Regions from separate parts of the Homo sapiens genome. Here region 1 is linked to region 2. The links are chromatin loops, found by intact Hi-C in ENCODE. Cell type or tissue: HCT116. All regions are shown on one strand.

Evidence for each region. Hi-C counts contacts between places; a loop is a spot of excess contacts. Peaks named below come from ENCODE experiments on the same cell type or tissue, not always from the same donor. Only the 100,000 strongest peaks of a DNase experiment are listed, where the experiment ranks them.
Region 1: it touches region 2 in a loop (9-fold over the local background); 7 of 110 quality-filtered maps call a loop at or near these places.

Annotation. Positions count from the first base shown.
Region 1 is chr10:7,753,024-7,761,023 of GRCh38, forward strand. It overlaps KIN (Kin17 DNA and RNA binding protein), which reads right to left. Exons shown (of 13, transcript NM_012311.4): 12 at 6,867-6,967; 13 at 1-3,119. The coding sequence ends at 3,057. Among named protein-coding and RNA genes, the nearest start is that of KIN, 31 kb to the right of the region's middle. In HCT116, a CTCF peak has its summit at 3,564 (motif pointing right); a DNase peak (open chromatin) is centred at 3,568.
Region 2 is chr10:9,205,173-9,213,172 of GRCh38, forward strand. All of the region lies in intron 4 of LOC101928272 (a long non-coding RNA gene), which reads right to left. Among named protein-coding and RNA genes, the nearest start is that of LINC00709, 66 kb to the right of the region's middle. In HCT116, a CTCF peak has its summit at 4,237 (motif pointing left); a DNase peak (open chromatin) is centred at 4,199.

The DNA of each region.
Region 1 (8,000 bases), 1.5 Mb before region 2:
CACAGAGACTGCTCTAAAAAGTAAAGTCTATGTTTGAAATAAAGAAAAATAGCTTATGATACTTCAAAAATCAAAGTCTAATATGAGACCTGTTGTTAGTTATCTGCAGTCATTTTGCTTAGCATAAACTCTATCAAGTTCTACAGACTCAGAGGGAAAAAACTACTGTGAAGTCTATAATCGTATTTTTATGCTTCAGATATTTTTTATTGAATTTAACCTCAAGTATGCTGCCTCATTTCATTCTGAAATAATTTCAGAAAGACGTTGGAGAATTAAATGTGGGAGGCAGACATGAAACATTTTTTCTCTGAAGAAAACCACCAAGTTGATTCCAAACGTACATACTTGGGGGAGGCATATGTAATTTGTCTGGTTTTACTCATCACTATTTGTTATCAGGGAGAACCATTCTCCTTTTTGAAATTCTTCAGACCAGATTCTTAGTAGTCCAGGCTCAACTTCTTGGCTTCATTTCTGGACATGACCACTCACTGCCATTTATTCAATACCTACTATGTGCTGGACTTCATGTCTGATGATTTATATGTATTTTCTGTAGGTCTCCCATCAACCCTGCTGAAAAACATTTTGACAATTTATACATTAAAAACATTGCAATTCAAGAACATTAACATTCTAATATTACAAAGCCAATGAACAGAACTGCCAGAATTTGATCTAAAGACTGCCCACACCCAAAACCCAGTTGCTTTCCATAATGTGCTGTCAGGTTACTTTGGAAAAACCTTAATTCATCCCTGAGGAACATTTTCTGTAAAGCTTCTGCCATCATCCTATTAGTATTTCTTTACTGCCTCTTACATTTCTGCTAACAGCATACGTTCTCCCATCTTCTGAGAATAGAAGCAATCAGCCCTCCCTGACTCTCAGTTAAAGAGAGAGATCCCAGGGTTTGGCACCATACCTGTGTCTGACGTCAGCTTATACCCATCCTCATGTTTGAAGTGATCATCCTGGTATGGTCTGTTTTTTGTTTGAACTCTTGTAGAAGATCAACTCAGGCAAGGCGTGGTAGCTCACACCTGTAATCACAACATTTTAGAAGGCCGAGGCAGGAGGATTGCTTGAGCTCAAGAGTTTGAGACCAGCCTGGGCAACATAGCAAGACCTCATCTCTACTAAAAATCAAAAAAATTAGCCAGGCATGGTAGTGCATGCCTGTAGTCCCAGCTACTCGGGAGGCTGAGGTGGGAGAATCAATGACCTAAGCCCAGGAGGACGAGGCTGCAGTGAGCCATGATTGTGCCACTGCACTCCAGGCTGGATGACAGAGCAAGACCCTATCTCAAAAAACAGAACAAAAAAAAAGAGGCGTAGTGGCTCATGCCTGTAATCCCAGCACTTTGGGAGGCTGAGGCGGGCAGATCATAAGGTCAAGAGATCGAGACCATCCTGGCCAACATGGTGAAACCTCATCTCTTCTAAAATTACAAAAATTAGCTGGGCGTGGTGGCGCATGCCTGTAGTCCCAGCTACTCAGGAGGCTGAGGCAGGAGAATGGCTTGAACCCGGGAGGTGGAGGTTGCAGTGAGCCGAGATTGCACTACTGCAATCAGCCTGGGTGACAGAGTGAGACTCTGTGTCAGAAAAAAAAAAAAAAAGAAAAAGAAAAGATAGATCATCTCTCTCTTCCCGGTGCTGCTGAAGGGTAAGATGTAAACCTAGAGTGCTCAAGAATGTAAATGTAGAGAGCCAGCACAGGAGCCAGAGACAGAGCGGAAGCCCAGGGAAGGCTGTTCACACCCGGTCCCGCTGCCCTGGAAGCTAGCGTCTGCTCCTTTCAGTCATGTGCACTACAAATATCCCTTCGTTTTTCCTTTGGCACAGGCAAATGTGGGTTTCCTGTCTTTTGCATTCCCTAATAATACACTGCCCTACTTATTTCAAACTGTATGGTTAGGCAGGGTGCTGTGGCTCACACCTGCAATCCTAGCACTTTGGGAGGCTGAGGCAGGAGGATCACTTGAGCCCAGGAGTTTGACAGCAGCCTGGGCAACACAGTGAGACCATGTCTCTAAAAGTAAAAAAATTAAAAACAAATAAAACTATAGTTCAACATTGCTGGTAGGACTGTAAAATGGTATAGCTGCTCTGGAAGAGTTTGGCAGAAGCGAAAGCTTCTGTTCACATAAAATCCTGTAAATGGGTGATCATGGCAGCATTATTCACAATAGCCAAAAAGTAGAAACAATCTAAATGTTTATCAGCTGATGAATGGACAAACAAAATACGGTACATCCATACAGTGGAATATTAAGCAGCCATAAAAACAAATGAAGCACGCCTACATGCTACTGCATGGATAAACCTTGAAAACATGATGCTAAGTGTAAGAAGCCAGTCATAAAAGATCACATATTATATGATTCCATTTATAAGAAATGTCCAGAAAGGGCAAATCCATAGAGACAGAAAGTACATTAGTGGCTGTCTAGGGCTAGGGCAGAGGGGAAAAATAGCGATTGACTATTAAAGGGTTTCATTTTGGGGTATGAAAGTGTTTTAAAATCAGACAGTGGTGATGGCTGCACAATTCTGCAAAAATACTAAAAACCACTGAATTGTATGTATATTTTAAATGAGTGAACTGTATGGTATATGAATTATTACCACAATAAAGCTGCTTCTATATTTATAGTTTGACATTTAAAATTTAGTCACACTTAGAGTTCAACTTTACTACTCTACTACTGAAAATATAGAGTGTATGAAGGATTTCCTCCAATTACATGATTCTAAATTGTCATAGATAAAACACTTTATAATAACATTCTTTAATGAAGATATAAACTCATCAAGTAAATTACAAAGGAAACAAAAATAACAAGGACAAAATTACATAGTTTGATACCTCATGAGACATAATTAAATTCTTCTCAAAGTTTAGCTGAACAACTATACAGTAATATTTTCAAAAACCTGTTTGTTTTATACAAAAGAATATACCCTAACACAGTAGAGTCTCATAATGCCTTGGCGAACACCAATTTGATGCTTTAAGATTTTAATGTATTGTTAACAAATTTTCAAACTCAGGCAAGTTTAGAAATGTCTTCATATTGAATTCCTTCAACTCTGCGTCCTTTTAAAGGGCCCTACAAATTAAAATAATTTAAAATAAGGTTAAAAACACATATTCCTAAAAGACAAAAAAATGACACCATACTTATGGATACAAATTTGCCTTTTCCGCATCCCTAAAATACCATTAAGATTGTTAACATTTGTATACATCTATGAATTTTAAGAATAATCTATGGCATTCTCATTAAGAACTACCATATTTTCTTCTGTGACATCTGACATACGTTATCAATAGACATTGTGGCAGAGACCTGCAAGCTGTTCAGTATCTCCTCTGCTTCCTGGATAAATAGCCAGTTTCCTGGCTCCCTTGTGGTTAGCTGTGGCCATGCATGGAGCTCCAGCCCATGAAAGCAAACAGAAGTGACGGTCCAGACGTGCTATAACTGACACACAATCTGCCAAGCTCCTTTTGCCTGCCCAGTGCACACAGACATGGCAACTGGAGATGCCACTTGAGGGCAGTAGAGGCACTAGCTGGAAGGACCCTGGGTTCACAAATCGCCACTTAGAAAGAGTTCCCTGATCAAAAATACCCATTTGGGGTTTTTAGAGTGAAACGTTAACTTCTACCATGTTTGTGCCATTGTCCATTTGGGGTTTTCTTTTTTTTATAGGAAATATCATTTTGTAAGCATTACGATACTCAAACATGTTTGTCTAGGTTGGCTGTGATAGTTACACTGGTCCAGATTATAAAAAGAGTCCAACTTTAACTTTATTTTCTTCTTTCATATCGAACAAAAAGGGAAAGAGGAAAACTTAATTAATGAAAGATATTTTCTATCACAAAAGCGGATATAACCTGGGAACACAGAGGCTAAGAATATGGGCTGTGAACCTACACTCCCCAAGTTCAAATCTCACTTTCAACAATTGATTTAACCTCTCTGTCCTTCAGTTTCCTCTCTGTGCCTTATTATCTCCCAGTGGAAATAATGGTAATGTCTGTATGATTGGGTTGTTGGGAAATATAAATGAGTTATTTCATATAAAGTGACTAGACCTGGAACTTAATATGAGTGAGAGCTCAATAATTTTCAACTCTAATTATTATTTAATCTTTTGTTTAAAATTTGAGAGTTGGGTCGGGCGCAGTGCTCACATCTGTAATCCCAGCACTTTGGGAGGCCGAGGCAGGTGGATCACCTGAGGTCAGGAGTTTGAGACCAGCCTGACCAACATAGTGAAACCCTATCTCTACTAAAAATATAAAAATTAGCTGGGCATGGTGGCACACACCTGTAATCCCAGCTACTTGGGAGGCTGGAGCAGAAGAATTTCTTGAACCCGGAGGCAGAGGTTGCAGTGAGCTGAGATCGCGCCATTGCACTCCAGCCTGGGCGACAGAGTGAGACTCTGTCTTGAAAATAAATAATAAAATAAAATAAAATTAAATTAAATAAAATTAAAATTAAATTTGACAGTTAATCCTCTCCCTTGCAAAATATAACATGATGATGATGACAATAATGATGATGACAATGATGATGACTCTAACCCTAGAACTGAGATTTTAACATTTTTTTACTGCTTCCCTTCACAACAAATAATTATCATATTTAAAGGAATTAAGTTCCCAGATAAAGTATAACCTAGGTTAGATTTTTCATTATCATGTTTAATGGTCTATGGTCAATTACATTTTTCTGATAAGTACCATAAATCTGGAGAATAAGAAGGGAGCCAGACATTTGGGCTTATAGGGCAAATAGCTAAAAAGCTGAAGCTATTTAGGAACAATTTATTGGATGTTAAAAATCTGCTTGATATATGTATAAATTTCAAATATTATCAACGACATGAAAACTTAAGGTGCCAGAAATGATAAAAATAACCACTTGCAAAGCTCAAGTGATGACACAAGCATATACAGAGATTTTTTTTTTTTTTTTAATGAGGACAGGCTGAAGAAAGGAAGAAAAAAAAATTAGGAGACAGATTCCCTTTTTTTTTTTTTTTGAGACGGAGTCTCGCTGTCACCCAGGCCGGAGTAAGTGGCGCAATCTTGGCTCACTGCAATCTCTGCCTCCCAGGTTCAAGCGATTCTCCTGCCTCAGTCTCCCGAGCTGGGACTTCAGGCATTTGCCACCGCGCCCAGCTAATTTTTGTATTTTTAGTGGAGATGGGGTTTCTCCATGTTGGCCGGGCTGGTCTCGAACTCCTGACCTCAGGTGATTCGTCCGCCTCAGCCTCCCAAAGTGCTGGAATTACAGGCATGAGCCACCATGCCAAGCTGGTAGATTCCCTCTTCTAAAAGAAGTACATGTTGCTTTGCAATCAAACAGAAAGGCTTTTCATGTGGATTTGCTGCTAAGTTCTACCTCAGTACAGAAGATGAAACTGGGTCTACAGTGCAGAAGGTGAGAAATTAGTTTTTGATGAATGGACACAACCTGCGAACCAAAGGTATCGAGATGGAACTCAACACAGCCTCAACAGTAATCAGTTGTTTTGTGTTTCCCTGAGATGAAAACATGAAACAGGATCTGCATTTGATAGCACTATGAAATTAATAAGGTAAGTTTCATGCATGGTCCATGCAAAAAAAAAAAAAAAAGAAATTAATAAGGGAAGGATAAGCAAGTTGTCAAGGAAATACTGGATTTTCTACTGCCTTATGCTGATAGAGTCAGAGAAAATCTTATAGAGTTTTTTGTTAAAACTCAATCTGCTAATTTAGTCAGACTGACATGTTCCTCAATGCCAAGTAGGAGTCCTTTTTCCCTTTCTTCCCCTTAGTTTACGTTAGTAACAGTTAGCAAGTAACAGCTTCTAGGTTAGCATTGTCAGGATCAGAAAGAAAAAAAAAAAGGAGAAAAGCTTGATTTACTGAAATGAGAATTCTCTCAAATAAGGACCTAAATGGTTTTTCCAGAAAACCTTCCTAGACACATATTCTCTAACAGGTCCATGGGCTTAGGGGGCCTATAAACTCCCCAAGAGAACAAATAAAATTTGGCAATTATGTGCAATGTTTTGAAGAGTCTAAACTTTCATTAAACTCTCTAAGTGAGCTATTACTCCCAAGCTCCCCCAGAAATACTAAAACTGACTGTACTGGAGATAAAAAATTCTTTTGTTTAGCATCAAAGATATGCAGTGCAGTAGTTCAGAGTTCTAAAAGGAAACTTTCTTTCTGAAGATATCTCAGACCTCACTCACAGACCTGTGAGTGAAATATCAGTTCTAAGTCAATAACCAACTTTATTTATAAGTCAGAGTTCTTTAAATTACTGTATTGATCTCTGCTACCTTAAATCCTTTATGAAAAAAGGGGAGACATTTTAAAAAGTGGTTGACCTCTGTGGTTCCCTCCCTCTTGACAATGACTTTACTTCCCCCACTAACTTTACTATGCCAAATTGAGTTTTATATTCGATATGAGGGGAAAAAAGGATATAAAACTGTACCTATTACACACACTTTCATAAAACACCAAGATTGGAAAGGAACAGACCAAAATATTAATGGGGTTTATTGTTGGGCTGGGGGACTATGATTAATTTTTATAATTATTTATATTAAATTATGTTTTTTGGGGTTTTATGCATGAGTACACATTTCTTTTATAATCAGAAAATAAAATACTTTAGCAATGGCAGAGTCACTGGAGAAAATAAGCTTACAGATTTCCAAATAGGATAGAAGGCTAACAAAAAACTCAAATTCTAAAATAAAGAACAATCCAATTAAAAAAAACTATGGCACATTTTTAAAGCATTTTGAAATTTCTGTCTTTGTGTAAACAAACTTACAGTTTCAATGACGATAGTAGCTGAAAAAGTCTTCTCATTGATGGATTCTAGGGTACCTTCATTTCCTCTGTAGCCTCCATTTAAAACTAGAATTCTTTTTCCTATGATGGAAAAGAATATAAAAATTAATGTGAAGAAATATCTCCACTTTTCTTCTAACTTGTTACAGCAAAATGTACTACACTGAATAAACATAATAAAAAACAAAACCCTTTTTCTTAGAAGTTCTCAATCATTTAAGAAGTGTGTAGTATTTTAGTGCGGTGTATGGATACTTTCACTACTCGAACATTATAAGACTTCTCATTTTTCCCCCAATTATTTGTTAAAGGAATATGTATGTTTTACTTTTAGACTGCAAAGAATATAAGGTACTTGGAGAAAATGTTCAGAGTCCAGAAGTAATCAGAGACAATTTAGCTTACTTTGTCTCTTTGCAAAATTCATAAGATGGTTTGGCAGTTTTACAAAAATTTAAACTTATACCTAACATGTGACTGAGCCATTCTATGTATTTACCCAAGAAAAAAGAAACCAGATATCCACACAAAGCTTTGTACGTATATGTTCACAGCAGTTTTATTTTTAACAGCCAAAAGCTGTAAATAAGCCAAATGTCTATCAACAGATAACTGGATAAACAAACTGGTACAGTAGTCCCCCCTTATCCCAGGTTTTGGTTACTCTCAGTCAGCGTGGTCCAAAAATAGGTGTGTAAAGTACAATAAAATATTTTGAGAGAAAGAGACCACATTCACATAACTTTTATCATACTATATTATTATAATTGCTCTATTTTATTATTAGTTATTATTCTCAATCTTTTACTGTGCCTAATTCATAAGTTAAACTTTATTATAGATATGTATGTAGGAAAAAACATAGTATATATAGTGTTTGGTACTATCCATGGTTTCAGGCATTCACTGGTGGTCTTGGAAGGTATAGGTTAAGGGGGAATACTGCATATCCATACAATGACATACAGCAAGAAAAAAGAATGAACTACAGATACGTTCCACCACATAGGTGAATCCAAAATAATTACACTGAGTGAAAGTAGCCAGACCAGAAAACAGGACACATTTATATTTATAGAAACTTAATTTATATAAAATTCTAGAAAAATATGAA
Region 2 (8,000 bases):
AATAAATAAAATTCTTCATCTAAAGTTATTAAATTGGGTGATTTCTATTTAGAAAGAGTCTATACATTTGTCTGCAAGTTATTAGGTATCTGGAATTCCTGTTTTGGGGTTTTTTGTTTGTTTGTTTGTTTTTTGAGACGGAGTTTCGCTCTGTCACCCAGGCTGGAGTGTAGTGGCACGATCTCGTGGAATTCCTGTTTTTGCTTTCATGTTGCTAGGATTTTAGTCTCATTCTATTTGGTTTATGCATAAGAACTCAGATTGAAAAAAATAGTCTTATGTCATAATTTCTTTGAATAGTACAACATTCTTCTTTGCAACTCTTCTGTCTCCAGTCTTCTGGCAGTTGATGCCACTGCCTCAGATGCCTGATGGGCTTCCTGGCACTTTTATAATATATCACTGAGTATTGGCTTACAAGTTTTAGGAGAAAATAGAGCTGAAGACCTGAACTTTCCCATTTGGCAGCTCTTCACCATCAGTGCTCACGTCTGAATTGTTGACTATTCTTAAATCATGAAAGGACTTCTGCAAACCTTGTAAAGACCTTAGTTCAAAAACATTTTTATTTGTAGTTTAGAGACCCACAGAGAAAGTGACCTTTCAAGAAGATGGGTTCAACCCAGAGAATGAGGAAATGGCTAAGAACAAATATTAACCCAGTGAAATGAGTATGAAGAAGGCCAAGTAGGAATAGAGGCAAATTATGGAATCTGTATATTTTATTGGACTGAAAATATCCTTTGGCAGTACCTAGGGAACCAGGAAGGCTGGGGAAGGAGAATATAGCCTTAAAAATGTATAATCACTACATGGATAGCCATTTGTCCAAGAACTTTCCAACTATGAAAGACTTTAAGAATTTGCCTGACTTTTATCATTTACTTGTGTCAGAATTTGAACTCTTACTTTTATGTATGTAATGCCTAAATACATAAACATCCTGCAAATAAAAACTGCAACCTCCTGGAATGTGGAGCTACTTTCACTGCTGTTCTAAAAGAACTTTTCTCAAACATTCTCTAAAGTGAATACTTTGCCTTACTGATAACCAGTGCCATTGCAATACAAACCAAGCACAGAACAACAGAGATTGGGCAACCTACAATCTGCATTCAACTTGAAGACCTTTGAGGACGGGGTTCTGTCTGCACTGTCTTCTTCTGTGGGATGGTGGTGGTGTGTGTGAACAAGCGCAAAGTCCATATCCAGTGATACACTTTTAATATTCTATTCCTTAAATGACATATTTAATGCAACTGGCATTTATTGTCATGCATTAACAGGCAAACATATAAGTCGCGGGAAAACGCCATCCCATGCAAAATTTATATATATATACACACACACACACACACACACACACACACACACACACACACACACATATGTATATATATAAAGCATCATTTCCCAAATTGCAACATCAACATATAGCCCTACTCTGAGTTATGTGGTCCTAGAAGTCATGTGTCTTCTCATATATGTGTGTATGTGTGCTTGCCTAAACACACAAATTCAAAGTACTGTTCACTCTCATCATTACATTCTTAGCGAGTGTCAAGATTTAGAAAGAAATTATTGCTTATAGTGCTTCTAAAACATTGATATTTGTTTTCAATATCAAGATCAAATATCAATGTTTTAGAAGCATTAGAAGCAATCAATGTTTTAGAAGCATTAGAAGCAATGATTTCTTGAAATCTGAAATATCCTTTTGTGATCTAAGAAATTTAAAATTAAAAGTTACTTCTCAGGTATAAGGTCAACAGATAACGAGAAAAAATATTTAGGATCTCATTTTCCATTTTCCAAGATTTCAGATTAGGGTATTTCTTCAATCCTTTGAAGTCATAAACCTTTGACTAAATTTTCCCTAGAAAAATTGAAGCTGAAACTTAGGACTCTAAAAAATGAAAAGTTTTTAAATCATACATCAATATATACATTAAAAGGGAGATTGCTGATCCCCAAGGGGAGTGATTTTAGCTTGAATTATCTGTTTGATTTCATATATTAGACAGACTTTCATATATATGTCATATATATGAAATGTCATATGATAGTATTTCATGTGTATATGACAGTATTACAAATTCACCTTACTTTATGTAAACAAAGTTTAGTCCATACAACTTTAGTTTTCAAATAAATAGAAAATTAAAATATGCACCAAATACTTTGTCTCCATTTATATCTGGCTTTGTGATGAAAGTGAAGCAAGTTTTGAAAATTAGTATTTTTACTCAGTCAATTATCTAAGAGCACAAAGTAGATCTGCCTTGGTTGTTTCCAAGTGCTCCTGAATAAGGCCACACTTCTATGCAAGAATCTGCCAGTGTGATGGAAAGACAGAAGCAGTCCCTTCAGGTTCTTATTATTGTTGTTGTTGTTTCTTGAAACGGAGTTTTGCTCTTTCGCCCAGGCTGGAGTGAAGTGGTGCGATCTCAGCTGACTGCAACCTCTGCCCCCGGGTTCAAGTGATTCTCCTGCCTCAGCCTCCCGAGTAACTGAGACGGGGTTTTGCCATGTTGGCCAGGCTGGTCTTGAACTCCTGACCTCAGGCAACCCACCTGCCTCGGCCTCCCAAAATGCTAGGATTACAGGCGTGAGCTACAGTTGTCCAGCCTCCTTCTGGTTCTTAATCAGGAAACCCCAAATATACTTGACTGGTTTGTTGTCCCATAAGGTATGGACTTCTTGTGGGAAGTAAACAAAAAATAAATATTCAAAACCTGGCTTTATCTTGCCTAGTTTGTTTTTACAAATCCAAATATATCCATGTAAGGTATATGCAAAAATATCTCTTGATCTAGTGACAAAATCTGTGCATGCAAAATTAAAAGTGGCTTATATTAACAGAGAGAAAATTTTCCTTTTATATGCCTACTACTCATTGAATAATATATGTTTATTCAGCTAGTGTTTTGTGTTGTGAAGAATAAGAAAACTTAATTTGAAATTTGGTATTTAAAAACATTTTTTCCCGTGCTAGCTAAACTTAAACATACTATAATATGCTTCAAATTTTCATTCTAGTTTTGTTGTTGTTTCAAGTTTTGTTTTGCTATTCTGTGGTATTCTTAACCATTTCATCTTCCATCAGAGGGGTGTGAACATCATTTTCACAAGCAAATGAAAGATATATAAGAGGCCTAGTGCAAACTGTAACTTCCATAGATGTCAGCTAATTGTAAAAGTTAATTATTAAGTTTTGTTTACTAGAAAAGCATGACATGCTGCTTGCCAAAGTTTTTATATGTTAAAATAGTAATAAGGAGTTATAGATAAATGTGTTTCCTGAACTAAGGATAATTAAATTTATCAATTTTTTTTATTTCATATATTTACACAAATTTTCTCCCTCTTTATTTTACCTTAAAAATGTGATCATTTTACCCCACTCATGTTTCCCATCCATATAACTAAGCAAAGTTATTTGGCATTAAATCCTTCCTTCTCTGAACAGAAGTGATTCATTGTTCCAGATAATATCTAACACCTTCATAATTATCATTAATCTTTGAATTAATACAAATTTAGATATTTATATATTTTAACACCACACAAAATTCGTTGTAAAAACCTTTAGCTTCTTTAGTATACCTAAAATAATGTTTTCAAAGGTTTTTTCCTTACTGTAAGTTTAAAACCAATTCACTGTGGAAAACTAAACTGTCATCAGCTAATTGTCTCAACTACAAACATTTATTTGAAGTGTGTATACATGTCAGAATGTGTGTGTGTATAGCTTGTGAGAACAAGTGATTTAGACTATAAAATGCTGAAAAGAGTGAAGGCTATTCTTGCTATATGGTAGAAAGTGAATTCATAACAAGTATATTTTTGAGATGTTGGTCCTGTGCAAGCTTAACATCATTCAGCAGCGGAAAGGAATCTGGTGCCCTATTTGTACTTCCATCTCACCTCCTATTCACTTTCTTTGTAACCTTTTTTCTTCTTATGAACTTGGCATTCTATTGAACATCAGGTTCCCAAAGAGTAATAGCAAATAAGGAAGCTTTATGGGCTGCCTTAGCATCGGGTGCACCAGAAGACGACAGATCCCAAAGGAATGCGAGATGTGTGCTGGAGACTCACCCCAGCGTATTTACACTTTGATGGTCCTGAGAAACTTAGGACCCAAGGGTTGTGGCGCTAAATCTCATCAAAGGTACCATGCACATTTTAGAGACAAAAGCTGGCATTGCCATCCAGTGGCGACATCCGGTATTGCATGTTCAACCAAACCCCGTTTGTTTTGCTTGGACACCGTGTCCTACATAGAAAATAAAATACAATGACTTTGTTTATTTTCTCTTCTATCTTAACAATTCAATGTATGTAATAAGCAAGCAGAAGTAGTTGTTAAAGTATCTTTCATTTTAAGTTAGTTTTACTATTTCCCCTCTAGGTTTGGATGTAGCGTGTGTAGAATGAACAAATGTGTAGGCAAAATAAAAATTTACTAATATTTTTGAACGAAGATTTAAAGTACTTAAAATGGACTCCAAATGAGCAACTCTTTATAAGATCAGGGAATTTCTAGTGATTAAAAATCGCAATGGTTCGGCCCATTTATTTTAATAGCATTACTATTAACTCAAAGATGTATTGATATGGACTCACACCAAGGTTGTGATTATACCAACCTAAGCTCTCCAACTTAGAGTACCTGGTGCAGTTCACATGTGTGTGTTTAATAAACGCATGAACTAAGAAAGAAGAACATGGAGAGATTTTTCCTGTTGTCAGTTTGATGTTGAAGGGCACATTGTTTTTCTATTATGTTGCTGATTTCTGTATTTATTCCACATATATCAGAAACATTTCTCCCACCTTCTGGGTAAATTGCAATGGAGGTCTCACCCAGAACATTTAGGTTTGAATTGGTTAACAATTCAAGCAGCCCTACCTTTTCAGCACTTTTTATTTTTTAAAAAAAATAGCATTTTGTTTTTCCTTCAAACCTCACATCTTCCAAGCCCTTCAAAGAGCTGTACTGATGAATGCATGTTTCTAATAGACTTCAAGAGGGTTATCCTGGACGCCTGGTATAAGTTCAGGGGTCCCCTCCCCCTTTATTTACCTGTTATGTGTCATTAGCTCCTGCTTTTTTTTAATGTTACAAACTCTGTGTACTTTTTGTAGGCATTGGTTTTCAATGCTGCGTTGCCATTTGGTTTTCATTCATAGGAGAAGTTTAAAAGGAGAAATGAGATCTTACATGAAAGATTGTGCTCAGCACTTTTTATTTGGCAGGGGAAAATATGAGTGGAGTTATTTCACCTAAGACATAGAATTATTTTGTTACGTGAAAGACATTATTTATATTTTCTTATGTTAATACAAATATATAACGCATTCAAGGTAATCCACAAAGCTAAAATGAAAATCCAGTTATCTGAGATTTGTTTCCTTGGCATACGTACTAACCAGTCTATAGGGGGCCTTTGGCACATAAATGTTCATTTACTTTGAGCTTAGTGGCATCAGCCATTTTTAACAAACCATAAACTGCTAACAAGCTTCAACATAAAGAAGAAACATATAAAGACAATATGGATAAGATATGTAAATAGTAACACCCTGACTTACAATGACTTTTTTATTTGAAATAACTTTTATTAAGCAGAGTGAACTGAATGGATCATTTTCATGTATATTCACCCATTAAAATAATTTAAATATTTTCTTTAAAAAGAAAAAAATTGGTATTTGTTACCTTTCTGTTTTTCTGCTATATATTTTCTTAATATGTAAGCAAATGTTTTCTTTCAGAAAAGTTGGAATTCATCCAAATTACAACAACAAAAAAATATGCACACAATTAAGTATTCTTAGAAGTGCTATCCAGTGCCCACTTTCTTCTTGTTTGGAGTACATGTGTTTATATTCCACTCTTCAGGCCTTGAGCCTGCATACTGGGCTGTCTTTGTGTGGCAATATGGTTAGTTCATTTAATAAATTAATCATTTTGTTACTAATATTATTTTAAAATGCACACGTACCGTTCATATTTCTGTTCTGATCTCAATTACTGTTTGGAGTACTTGAGTTTATAAAGTGAAACACTGCTGTCATTATAGGATCAGTTTTTGAGAGTTTTGTGATGGCTTTGTCATTGGACATGCAAAAGACCCAAAGTGACAATACAAAGTAAGAAAGAATGGGAAGACTTGTTAAGAGAGAGCATGGCACTGGATCTCAGTTGTCCCTTGCTAGGAATTATTGTCATATACTCAGTGCTGACAACTATAGGTTGGAATTTTGCAGTGCAGTTGCCTTAAATTTTAACCGTGGAAATAAGCCATTTTCATACCCTTCCCATTGAAAACTGTTGTAAGGCTTGGTATCCTGAAAATCTGCATCTAGGAGATAGTCTAGTACGCTCCTGGTCACTTGGTAGTCCTCTAGGTTATCAGATTGACAGATCACAGAAAGAAGGGTGAATATAGTATAACAAGGTATTTTGAGAGAGAGAACTTTTATTCACCTAATTTTTATTAAAGTATATTGTTATATTTGTTCTATTTTATTATTAGATATTGTTGTTAATCTCTTGCTGTGCCTAATTAATAAATTAAACTTTATCGTAAGTATGTATGTATAGAAAAAACGTGGTATATATAGGGTTCAACGTTGTTTTGGGCATCCACTGGGGTCCATGAAACGTAGCCCCCGTGGATAAAGGGGGGGCTACTGCACACTTAAATATGGACTACTGTTATTCCCTCTGCAAATACTTCTTGGAAAGTTATTAAATGAAGATAATGTGGAGTCCTGTACAAAAATCAGTCAACTTAATAATACTCCAAAGACATTAGGCTTTTTAATTACTGGTAGAAAAGCTGTTGTATAAGTCTCACTTTGTATTTCAACTTGAAGCAGCTTCCTAGGATTCCATACCAAGATCTTCCCCTTTACCTGTCTATATTTTACACTGAGCTTGAAGAGATAGTTTAAGATTGGCTGTAGGAGAAAAAGCCAGAATACAATGGTGCATTTATAAGAACCTAATACCTGGGCAATGTGTTATGATGTTTAACTATTTAAAAAGAAAGACTTTATACTGGGAAATTAAGTCATAAAGATGCCACCATTCCCATCCATTGACTCCACATACCGCTACCCTCCAATGCCAAAGTCCACAGAATTTGGCCATCAAATATCTATATATAGTTTTGATGAAGTTAGGAGATTTACCTAAATTTATGTAATGTTTTATGCTTGTAAATTTGATCTAAATAGAAAAAGTAAAGTAAACCATTAAAAACCTCAATGGACAGTTGATGCAAAATATGGAAAAATAAGAATATCAATGGATGCAATCCAGTATGAAAACAGGCCTCATTAAAAGCGAAACATTCTGTCCTCCTCCTTTACAACACACTTACAAGATTTCCAAAATCGCATTTAGATGGTAGTTTTAAAAATGTATGAAACTGAATCAAAGTAAAAAATGTTTCACAGTGACAAAAATATACAAAGCAAAAGTTGCTGCTAAAACCAAAATAGATTACTTCTAGTTTTAAATATATATATTTTTGACAAAATTATGTTTTAAAAAAATCTTTTACAATCTATAAATAATAATTCTGCTAAATTTACTGAATGTGAACAGGTAATAAATAAGAATAATGGTAACTATGAATAGAAGAAAATACTTTCCCTACTGTATATACCTGACTTCAAGAAATTTATCTCTCTGCTGTCATTCTCTTAGGCCAGATGCTAGTTTGGAAAAAGGAAAATAATATCATAATATTTTTTGGCATTACACCCTAATTAAAAGGGCAGTTGGCAAAATTTTGTTGCATATATAACTTGATTTCTAGAGCTACAGTGTTTGAAAACATCATCTGGGCTAGGGATGCAGGGCAGCTAATAAGACTATCTCAAACAATATGTCACTAATCCAGAAACTGTAATTTCCTATCAAAACGAGGCATTTTCCTTATATGTAATGTGAATATTCTTCCCTAAAAGCATAGAGTGTG